Linked DNA regions of Homo sapiens: region 1 is linked to region 2. Evidence: read pairs that join two places in POLR2A ChIA-PET (ENCODE). Cell type or tissue: OCI-LY7. All regions are shown on one strand. Each heading gives the region's core, and the rest is flanking DNA. Links, peaks and the distances in the headings are about the cores only.

What was found. Peaks named below come from ENCODE experiments on the same cell type or tissue, not always from the same donor. Only the 100,000 strongest peaks of a DNase experiment are listed, where the experiment ranks them.
Region 1: POLR2A ChIA-PET joins it to region 2 with 5 read pairs; 4 of 35 experiments call an interaction of 5 or more read pairs at or near these places.

Annotation. Positions count from the first base shown.
Region 1 is chr1:84,129,940-84,135,526 of GRCh38, forward strand. It overlaps a transcript of PRKACB not described here. Among named protein-coding and RNA genes, the nearest start is that of PRKACB, 12 kb to the right of the region's middle. In OCI-LY7, for the core only: no CTCF peak of the experiment used is centred there; no DNase peak of the experiment used is centred there.
Region 2 is chr1:84,702,243-84,708,696 of GRCh38, forward strand. No RefSeq gene overlaps it. Among named protein-coding and RNA genes, the nearest start is that of SSX2IP, 15 kb to the left of the region's middle. In OCI-LY7, for the core only: no CTCF peak of the experiment used is centred there; a DNase peak (open chromatin) is centred at 2,829.

The sequences.
Region 1 (5,587 bases), core at 1-5,000, 570 kb before region 2:
CCTGTAATCCCAGCACTTTGGGAGGCCCAGGCAGGCAGATCACGAGGTCAGGAGATGGAGACCATCCTGGCTAACAGGGTGAAACCCCATCTCTACTAAAAATACAAACAATTAGCTGGGTGTGGTGGCGGGCACCTGTAGTCCCAGCTGCTGGGGAGGCTGATGGCATGAACCTGGGAGGCGGAGCTTGCAGTGAGCCAAGATCGTGCCATTGCACTCCAGCCTAGGCAACAGAGCGAGACTCCGTCTCAAAAAAAAAAAAAAAAAAAAAAAAAGAGAAACTCTCTTTCTCTAATGAGAGACCCTGTAAGGAAATCCCTGGTGACAAGGAAAAAAATCAATGAAATTCCATTTGTTTGTTTGTTTTCTGGTCCTGCTTTGAGACAAGATATACTCCTAAAACTGCACTCCTGTGTCAGTGGCAGTAGCAACAATGACCAAACAAGTACCTCAAATTATGAGAAAGAATGGAGACAACCCAGAAAAGAGTCAGTGAATTAGAACAGAAGATCAGGAGAAATTGTCTATTGTAAACAACAGGAAAACATTTGTTTAATAAAGGGAAAAGAGCCTTAAGAATCTGTAAAACAATATAAAAATGTCTAACCCTACAGGTCTTTGAAATCACAGTAGAAGAGGAAAGAGATTGCTGCAGAAATTTCTAAAAAAATTGAATATGTAATGGCTGAAAACTTCTCAAATTTCGCAACTGACATAAATTTACAGATTGAAGAAGCTTAGTGAATGCCAAGAAAACAACATCCAAAGATATAACCAAATTACTGGAAACCAAAGAGATAATTCATCAACAGCAATGCTGCTTTAAAAGAAATGCTAAGGAAAGTTATTTAAACAGAAAATAAGTGATACCAGAGAGAAACTTGGAACTTCATGAAGGAAAGGAAAGCAACAAAAATAATAAATATCTGGATAAATATAATAAATTGTTTTTTCTCCTCTTAAGTTCATTAAGATATGTATAATGGTAGAAATAAAAAGTTAACAATATTGTCTGTTGGGGTTTCCAATGTGTATAGGTCGGAAACAACTAATAATATGAAGGAGAAGACTTTAAAGAGAACCAAATGTCTGTAAGGTTTATAAGTTACCCATGAAGTGATAAAATTTTAATTCTAGCTGGGTGCGGTGGCTCACGCCTGTAAACCCAGCATTTTGGGAGGCTGAGGCAGGGGGATCACCTGAGGTCAGGAGTTTGAGAACAGCCTCACCAACATGGAGAGACCTCCCTCTCTACTAAAAATACAAAATTAGGTAGTCGTGGTGGCGCGTGCCTGAAATCCCAGCTACTCAGGAGAATCGGTTGAACCTGGGAGGCAGGGGTTGCAATGAGCCGAGATGGCACCACTGCACTCCAGCCTGGGCAATAAGAGCAAAACTCCATCTCAAAAAAAAAAAAATTAATTCTAAGTAGACTTTGAAAAATGAAGTACATATACTGAAATCTCTAGAACAACATCAAAAAAAGGGAAAAAAGCAACTCTGCAAATTTGCAGATGTTCAAGTAATTCAAAAGAAGGCAGAGAATGAGAAATGGAAGTGAAAAACAGAGAGAAGAGACTCCATTTTCAGCAGTGACATGTAAAGAACCTAGAATCTACCACTAGCATTCTTACAAGATAAAGCTAAAAAATTGAGAATCAGTGTTTTGTTGTTTTCTTCCCCCCATCAGAGAACTGAGATTGCAGGGCAACCACTAGCCTGAAATCTGGAGAGAAAAGCAAATCCAGAGACTCATGGCCGAGATCTGCTTACTTAGAGCCAAAGCCACTGGAGCCATAAATTGGTGGGAACATTTAAATGATAGTTTTGACAAACTGCTGGAGGCTGAGTGTGGACTAACATGGGAGTGTGACACCTCTGGGAGCAGCAGTCTTAGGGAGGCCCCCACACTTTCATGGGTTTTGCTTCTATGTATTTTATCAGGTACTTCATATTCTGATGAAGATCCTGGAAAAGGTCCCCTCGTAGTTCTTGCAGAGAGAGGGAGGGTAATCATTATGAAATATACCCAGAGTATTCTCCAACAAAGGTCTACTCTGTAGGGGAAAATATATTATTAGACCCCTATCCTGGTTTGGGGAGGGCATTTCTCCCACTTCAGCTCACTCTAGCCTTCCTGTGTCGGTTTCAGTGGGGGAAAATGTATACCACTGGAGAAAAGCCCATGAAGGTCACAGCTCAGAGAAAATAGGCAAAGTAAAAAATAAAGGTTTAATCCTAAAATTATAGACTGTATTTCATTCCCCATACCTTACTACCATACCAACAGAGCTCTGGTATAATAACAATGCATTTCAGCTGGAAGAGTTGCAAGAATGGACTCTTTTTCTGAGGAATAGTACTGAGATAAGCTCAAAGTCAATGGATGAGACAAACATAAGGATACTAGAGGAACTTGAAGTTTCTGACATCTATAGCAAACATTAAACACAGCTTACCTCCTGGCCAGATTAACAAATCCACATCATATGTTTACCTTTGTTCTTATTACTCAATGCAACATGGTGAACTTTCAACAAAAAAAATTAGAAGGCACACCTAAAGGCAAGAAAAAACAGTCTGTAGAGATAAAGCAGGAATCAGAACCAGACTCAGATGTTACAGATATGCGAATTATCAGCTAAGGAATATAAAAAAACCATGATTAATATGTTAAGGGCCATAATGGAAAAAATAGACATCATGTAAGAGCACAGGAGATACATAAAGCAGAGAGACACTAAGAAAAGATCAAAAGGAAATGCTAGGCATAAAAAACACTATAACAGAAATGAAGAATGCCATTGATAGGCTTATCAATAGAATGGGCACTGCTGGGGAAAGAATCAGTGAGGCAAAAATAGGTCAATAGGAACTCCCTAAAGTGAAATATAAAGAGAAAAAATAATGAGAAAACAAAAACAGAGCATCCAAGAATGGTGGGACATTTTAAAAAGGTATATGATTTATCTATCATTGGAATACCAGAAGAAGAAGGAAGAAAAAAGAAGAAATATGTGAAGTAATAATGGCCAAGAATGTTACAAAATCAATGACAGACTTTAAAATATAGATCCAGGAACCTCAGAAAATATCAAGCAGAATGAATGATAAAGTAAGTAAACCGTGCACATTATATTTAAAAACTGCAGAAAACCAAAAACTAAGAGAAAATCTTGGAAGAAGCAAGAGCTTGGAGGGGAAAATAAAAACTTACCTATAGAAGAACAGAATAAGAATTATGGCAGACTTCTCATCACCATGCAAGCAAGAAAAGAGTAGAGTAAAATATTTTAAAAGTTGAAAGAAAAAAAATACCAACTGACCTATAATTATATATCTGTGAAATTAACCTTCAAAACTGAAGGACAAATAAAATAAATACCTTCTCAAACAAATACTAAGGTTATTCATTGCCAACAGACCTGAAACTCAGATCTACATAAAGAAAGGAAAATAATGATAAAAGGAAAAAAATGAAGGTAAAATAAGGATCTTTTATTTTTCTTATTCCTCATTGATCTAAAAGAAACTGTATAAAGTAACAGTAGGAACAACATGCTGGGTGATAATGAAACAGGAAGTTTTCCCTGATGCCTTCGTGGTGGTGGGGGAATTGGAGTGCTGGTGCTGGAGCTAGTTGGCGGCTTTGGTCAGCTTCACTTGGCTTTACTCTGCTTCACTTGGCTTTACTCGGCTTCACTCGCTCAGATCTGCTGCCCTCTACCCCTTGCGGGAGGGGGAGCACAGCTGAGCCAGTGCAGGAGCCAAGACGAGTGCTTCTGGGCACTGCCAGGAGCCAAACTCCATGCGGGCCATGGCAACACCTAGTGAGGGAGTACCTGCAACCCCTCAAAGCCCCAGAAGTAATGTTACAGTCAGTACTCTTTTAGCTTTGCCATCCATGGATGGCTTAAGTGTTTAACAGTTCAGTGGACCCTTTGCCTGTTCACAAGTTCAGAGAGTGTGATAGCCTTGTGTATCCTGAGCTCTTGTCCTGCGTACAGGAAAGATTAGGTTGCATGAATGAATTGAAGGACAGTAAGTGTGGGGGATTTTATTGCTGATGGAAGTGGCTCTCAGCGGGAAAGGGAGCTGGAAAGAGGATGGAGTGGGAAAGTAGTCTCCCCTTGAAGTCTCTCTGGCTAGACTCTTCTCCAAAGTCCCACTGTCAAGCCATTCCTCTGAAGTCAAGCTGCTTCTCTCCAACGTTCAGCTGCTGTTTCTCCTCTCCATGTTTGGCTGCTTCTCCTTCTCTGCCAGCTGGGTCAGGGGTTTTTATGGGTATAGGATTTGGGGCAGGGCAGGCCATGGGTGGTTTTGGAAAAGGCAACATTCAAGTGAGAAAACAGGAATGTATGTTCTCACTTTGGGCCGTGCTTCCAGGCTTGAGGATGGGGCCTTCGCTGGGGACCCTGCCCTTTTCTGCCTAGAATTTTTCTGCCTCCTGTTCCTACCAATAATACCATATGGATAAGGGAAATGAATGACTGCAATGTTAAAAGAGATAGGAGAAAGTATTTGGGAATACTCTATTACAAAGTACCTGTACTGCAAAGAAAACAGTGTAGTGTTATTTGAAGGTGGACTTAGATTAGTTAAAAATGAATACTGCAAACTGCGGGACAACTAAAAAGGATTCTAAAGAGAGATATAAGTGAAATGTTAAGAGATAAGATTAAATAGAATCATAAAATGTTCATTTAAAACCAGAAGAAGAAGAAAAATAGGACGGGGAAGAAAGAATAAAGTCAACAGTTAGAAACAGTTACAAACAAGGTGGAATATAACTATGTCAGTAGTCACTTTAAATGTGAATGGTGTAAACATCCATTAAAAGACAGTTCAGAGTGGATAAAAAACGAAACTTAGTTTAGAAAAGCAAGACTTCCTCCCATCTCTTATGACATGGCAGTTATTCATTTTCCTTGTCCATATTGAAATTATCACCCAGTATGTTGTTACTATTGTTACTTTAAACAGTTTCCTTTAGATCAGTGGGGAATATGAAAAATAAAAGATTCTTATTTTACTTTCATCTTTTCTTTTATGATTTTTTAAGGCAAGCTATGCATTGTCTGTAAGAAACTCACTTTAAATATAAAGAATAGGTAAGGTAAAAAGGAGCGAGATGGAGAAAGATATACCATATAATCACTAACCAAAAGGAAGCTGAAGTAGCTGTATACATTTCAGAGAAAACAAACTTCAGAGCAATAAACATCAGGGATTTAAAAAGGTTGGGGGAGCATTACATACGTATTTGGCAGTCAATTCTCCAAAAAGTCTTATCAATCCTAAATATATGAACTTAACAACAAAGTATCAAAATACTTGAAGCAAAAGCTGACAGAAGTGAAATGAAAAACAGCCAACTCCACTATTATAGTTGAAGACTTCAACACTCTTCTTTCAATAATTGATATAGATTAAGCAGGCAGAAAATCAGTGTAAGTAGGTAATTGACCTGAGCAGTACTATCAATTTGATGTAATTAGCATTCATTAAATGCTCCATTTAACAAGAGCAAAATATACATTTTTTTCTTCAGCTTATAGGAGCATTTACCAAGATAGACCACATTCTT
Region 2 (6,454 bases), core at 829-5,828:
TTATTGTCCTAATTTTTATGTCATATATAATCATTTCCTTGTACTAATGTGATGATTTATTGCATGATTACTAATTGTCAAGCACTGCTCTAAGTACTTTACATATTAGCTCATTTAATCCTCACAACAACCTTCTTAGGTATCATTATTGCTTTCATTTCCAGATGAGGAATTTAACAGGGAGAGGTTAAATAATTTGCACAAGATTATATATATAGTTAGTTAATTTCAGAGCTAGGATTTACCGAGTTCTCCTTTTAGCCACCATGTCATTACCAATCTGTTTAGGACTGCTTAATCTCTTTTGCTCTCTGTCATTTTTATTCAAAAGATGATGATTAAGAAACGGACATCTTCAAACTGGGATAAACCTGCACTTCCCCGCAGCTCCCAACCCCCAGCCCCTCCCCCAAGATACATGAAGACTCTCCTCCAGTGGTGCAGAGCAGGATAGTTTCAAGAGAATCAATTCCATGTCCTTGATCCTTTTCTACGCTTTCCTAAAACCGATCTGCCTGAGAATGTGCATGTGGTCTCCATTCCATTCCCCTTTCACAATGGCCATTTCCCACTTGGCAAAAAGTCATTCTTCTCACAGATCCCACATCTTACTAGAGTGTATTGTCCCAGGTGCACACAATATGGCAAAGTAGAAGCCTGTGCGGGCATTGAGAAAGAGAACGCCTGTGATGACTGGGGAGCAAAATTGCCACCTGATAGAGCATTAGAAATAATGTAAATAATCTATCATTGCATGATATTTGGCATATAATTGAAAGGAATTCACAGAATTGAGTAACACTGCTACAACAAGTTCTCCCATTCCCATCTACTCAATTTCTGTGAACAAAGTACCTTAGCATTTATATCTACAAAGACAGAGTCAAACACATGAATACAATTGGGGAGGAGCTTTGTTTCCTTCTAGCTATAAATAATATTCATCCATCACTACCTTGGAAAAGAAAAAGTTCCTTCCATATAATCAATGCATACACTTTTATTTTTTGTTAAATATACTTGTTAATTTATAATATAGTTACTGTTTGATCAATTGTATATTACTAATAATTATAAGGATAACTCCACCCAGAGATACTTTTAACACCTCAATCTTTAGAGTCACAAGAAAGTAAAATTATATAAATATGTAGTTATAATGTCTGTTGTAAAGAATGACATACTGATCAATAAAAATTTTTCAAGCATGAAAATATCAACATGATAACATTCTGTGGGGAAAATGCAGTGAAAATATGAGTTCAAGAAGAAAAGGGAACAATGCAAATTTTCTGACTGTGAAAGAAGAACTGGTTCATGTATATTTAAAATGAATAATGTTGAGTAACAAATCACCGTGGGATTTAGATTCTTCAGGGTAAATTTAAAAGAGTGAGCTAACAGCTTTATTTTAAAATATCATGAATTGCAATATGCTGGAAATAACACCCTTTGCAAACTTGTGATGAAAAATTATACTGTAGGTGGCAATAAAAGATGTGGAAGGGATGCAAGGTTTTCCAAGGTTTCGCAGAGCAGCATGTGGGCAAAAATGTTTGAAGACCACTGATCTTGAAGACCACAGAAGATCTCCACAGGATGCTTAAAATCTAGTCCAGATAATTATTAACACAAACATTTTACATAGAAAAACATAGATCCCATGTGAAATAAAATGCTATTGGTTTCTGCTTTGAATGCCCAAGGAATTCAGCCAAATGCTTACAAATGAGAACTGGGCTTTGAGCTGTGGCAATCACTTTTTCCTGTGCTATCCTTTTATCTCTTCAGTCACTGTGTATAGCTATGTCTGCCACATTGTGAGTTTCAGGAACACAATAACACAAACATAGCCTTTAAGATAAAGAAAAGTGCCACAAGATTTCCATGTGAATTCCCTGTCAGTATATGCCTGGCCTGTAAGCTATTGGAGATATATGTTTTCCTAACTCCAGTTTAGGACCCAAGACCTGATACATGAAATTGTTCCTTGGAGGTTAAACTGGCAGTTTACTGGAATTGGAAATTTCCTGACAATCCAGAGCCCTGGAACAAAATAAGTAGATATAATAGGCATCATGTCTGCTATCTTAGAGTGACCATCTTATAACTTACCCTAGTACAAAAGTTGGACTCTGGAAAGTTTGGGTTCTCATTTAATGCTGCTAACTAGTTGTGAAATCATTAGTAAATAACTCTGGGCTTCATTTTCTTTTTCTGTGAAATAAATGTGAATACTTACATTTATTTTGCTTCCCTTCTGCACAGAAACTCTATTTGTTCACGAATTCAACAAATCTCTATGAGCCCTTCCTCTGTACTGGCACCGTGCAAGGGGCTGGAGATTCCAAATTGAGTTAGACAAAGTCTCTTCCCTCAAGGAGCCTCTGGGCTGTGAGGATGGTAGGACTGCTTGCTTGTTTGCAGATACTTAACAATATAAAGTGATAAACGCTGCCACCGAGCTGTGTGGAGGGCATGATGGTAGCTCAGTGGAGATGAGCATCAAGGTAGAGAAGACTTACAGAGGAGGAAACACTTGACTCTTTCTTTCTAGGGGTCTATTTAATGCTTAAATTTTTTTTCAATTCCATTGCTTAAAAAAATGAAGTAATATATTCATAGAGTATAAAATTCAAAATGTACAAAAGGACATGCTGTGAGAAGCTTCTCTTCTACTCCTCACCAAGCCACCCAGTTTCTCTTCTCAGGAACAACCAGGAGTGTCTGTTTCTTGTTTATTCTTTCAGGGACTTGAATTATTTCTTAAAAGATGTATGCAAGGTACTCAAGTGAAAAAGAGGAAGCTGAGCATTGCAGACAAAGAGAACAGCATGAGACTGTTGGGGAGTAGGACCCATGAGGCGGAAGGCAGTGAGAGAGTCCTCTCCAGGAGGGGCCTTACCATGCTAAGGAATTTGGATCTGATCCTGAAGCATTAGGAAAGCCATTAGTAGATTTAGAGCAGAGGATCTGCCTGATGAAATTAATGATTTACAAGGAACACTCTGGCAGAAATGTGAAGAATGGATTGGAGAGAGGCGAGATCAGTGAAAGATACCAGTTAGGAGGCAATTGTAATTGTCCAAGGAAGAACTAATGAGGACTTAAATCAAGACAGAATCGGTGTGGATTGGAAGGGGGGCCAACTCTGGTTGTTAAGGAAGAAGGATGAACAGCATTTTTGGATCAATTGGATTCCAATGAATTTAATTCCTGTTCTCTCCTTATCTAAGAATTGCCTAAGAGTCACATGCCAAGAATAATCAGAATTAATTGCCCTCTCCCTTTAAGCAGTCACCAAGGCACCCAGTCTTGTCTTAAATATCTAGCTCAGTGACCTTAAGATATCTAAGCCTCCCAGGTCAAATTTCATCACTCAAATCTCTATTCCCCGCTGTCATCAGAAAAACCCCTCCAACCACACTCCTCTCTGAACAGTCCCTTCACCTTGCAGCTCGAAAGGAAACTTTCCCCTGAGCACTCGGAATTCCCTGCAGTGGTGGCCAGTTTTCTCTCACCTGTCACTTCCCACTGTTCCAGAGGTGATGCAGATGTCTTCCCTACTCCTCACTGTCACTTCCAAACTGCTGTCCCTTCCTTGCCCTCCCCCATCGGGTCCTTTGCCACTCATGCCATCAACCTGCTCCTCCCTACAGGCCTCCTGGCTGTAGCCCTCCCCTGTCCTCCTGATCACTACCACACATTTCTTGGAAATGTCAACACCAAGTTTATTGTCTTTCTCTCTTGCATTCTTTTGTCATTATTCCTGGTGATTTCAGTATCTACACAGATGGCCCATCCAAGCCCATGGCTTCTCCATTCCTCTATCTCTTTATTCCAGTGCATCTGGTCTTCCACCATTCCCCTTCAGCCACCATCCTCCATGGTTAGCTGCAGACCTTGTCATTTACAACAATTGCATTCTCTCACTTATATTAGTTTCAAGCATCTCATTTGTATATTTTCAGCTCATGCTTGTACCCCAGCTCAAAAAATTCTTTTACTCCACTAGGTACCTTGTTCATGTGACTCCTGACCCTGAAGGGGATAGGGGTTTAAGTAATGAAATAAGGTCACTGAGATAAATATTTAAGACAAGACCGGGTGCCCTGGTGGCTGCTTAAAGGGAAGGGGGCAATTAATTCTGATTATTCTTGGCACTTGATGCTTAGGCAATTCTAAGGTAAGGAGAGGACAGGAATTAAATTCATTGGAATCCAATTGATCCAAAAATGATTTTCACTGTTTATCTCCATCCCTCAAAACCCATTCTCTCCTTGCCTGGCTTAGATTCTGTGGTCCTTTATATAATCACTCCTTTAAATATGCTCTTAGCTTTCTTGGCCCTGTAATATCCCATTATGTTATTCTGAACAAAGTCCCAACTCTGGTAATAGTTCCATCTCTACCTTCTGTGCTCCTTCTCCTGAGAATCTAAATGTGTCTCAGGAGAAACATGGTTACCCTGACCTCAAACATTAAGTCGGCCCTCAAAGCTGCTTGGTGGTCCTTCAGCATTTTCCTAGTCAATTTATTCTTTGACTCTCCCAGACTATTTCATTCCTTCTCCAAACTCCATCACCCTCCTCATCAATTATGAATCTTATTTCTCTCAGAAATATATAAGCAACAGAAGAGGCTCTTAGTATCACATTTACCCCCTTCTTTCCTCTCTTCCTCTATCCACACTCTGCTTTTCCTTCTGTTGCAATGGATGAGCTGCTCACCTTTCTGCCTAAAACCATCAACTTCACTTGTGCACAGGATGCTCCCTCTTTATCTCACTCCCATTGTTACCCATTGCTTTCCTATATTATATGTTCAAATTTTTATCTCTCAGTTGAATCATTCCCACTAGCAAATGAACATCATTTAAAAAAAGCCTACCTTAACTCCATAGCTCCTCCAACTACCACATCATTTTTCTGCTTCTCTTTATAGAAAAACTCCTTAAAAGATTGTCAATGCTCAGTGACTCCACTTCTTTACTAATTAGGCTTACATTCCACCATGGAAACCTCTTTTGTCAAGTTCATGTTACCAAATCAAATGGTCAGTCATAAGTCCTCAACTTCTCATCTTACTCAGTGAGTGACACAGTTGAAACAATTTTTTTCACTTCATTTACATACCCCAGCAATCTCCTGTTTTCCTCTTTTCTCATTGGCCATTCTTCTGTTTATCTTGCTCATTCTTATTCTTTGACCACTAAAGTTTGGAGTATACAGTAGACACACTCTAAGGTGAGGCTCAATGGATCATGCCTTGTATAATACACACCCCTTAAGTGTAAGTAGAACTTGTGTCTTGCTTCTAGCCAATAAAATATGGCAACAGGGGAGGGACTTTGCAGATATAATTAAGGTCCCAAATCAGTTGAATTTGAGTTGACTAAAAGGAGATTATCCTGAGTGGGGCCTGACCGTAATTCTTTTCTAAGAATGGTAGCCTAAATTCCTTTTAGGCATAAGCTCAGGGGTTATTTTTATGGTGGGATGGGAGATGGGTGAGGGTAAGCTGGGATAGAGAGTTTGAAGAAGTGATAAGGGTTTAGAATAGCTGTTGTAAAGAATGAGTTTCACAAGAATGCCAAGTCCTTATAGCAGTGGTCTACATGGAATATCTGGCATCCTCTAAGTAGTTAAAATTCCTAGGCTTTTACTGAATAAAGGATATACAGTAAAGAAAGTAATAAATGGTGGCTTAATTAAATACATGTTATCAAATTCCTCATCTTGAACCATTTTAAAGGTTGTAGGTTATGTCCTTTAACTTGGCAAATAAACTAAACCCTTATATACAATTTATTTTTATAACATAAACCTTTCTATTGCAGTGTATTTTTCACTGTGATCCTTCCAGCCCTGATGGTATCCAAATTACCTATCCTTCAAACTTGGACTTGAAGGCAAACAAGGCTTCGATATTGAAGGCAGAGGAAAAAGGAACTCGGAGCAGTGAGAGGAGCATGAATAAAGGCTGGTAGCGACGGCTCTGCTTGCATTAGTCAGAATTCCTTCTGTTGTAGGTGTCAGGAATTCAACTTAAACCAACTTAAGCAAAAACTGAAATTGGATTTCAAAACTGGGAATACTAGAGATGGATCTGGTCTTAGGCATGATTGGATCTAGCATTTCAAACAGTGTCACTGGGACCCCCTGCAGTAGGACTGCCCTTACACTCTGGCAAGCAAGGCCCCTCTGCTGAGCCCTGAGCCTCAGGGAGTCCTGTCACTTGGACATCCTTGGACACATTTTCAAGTCTTCCTTTGAATTAGCAGTGCCAATGGGGCAGAGTACCCTGGGCTAAGACCAGATACCATATGCATCCCAGCTGCTGGAAACATCTTCATCAGAATGTTTTAAGTCCTGTCTGTGACTGGGATTGACCAGGGCCAGTAGAGTTACCTGAACCTGGATCAGGATCCAAGTGGGCCCCTTCCCCTGTTTTG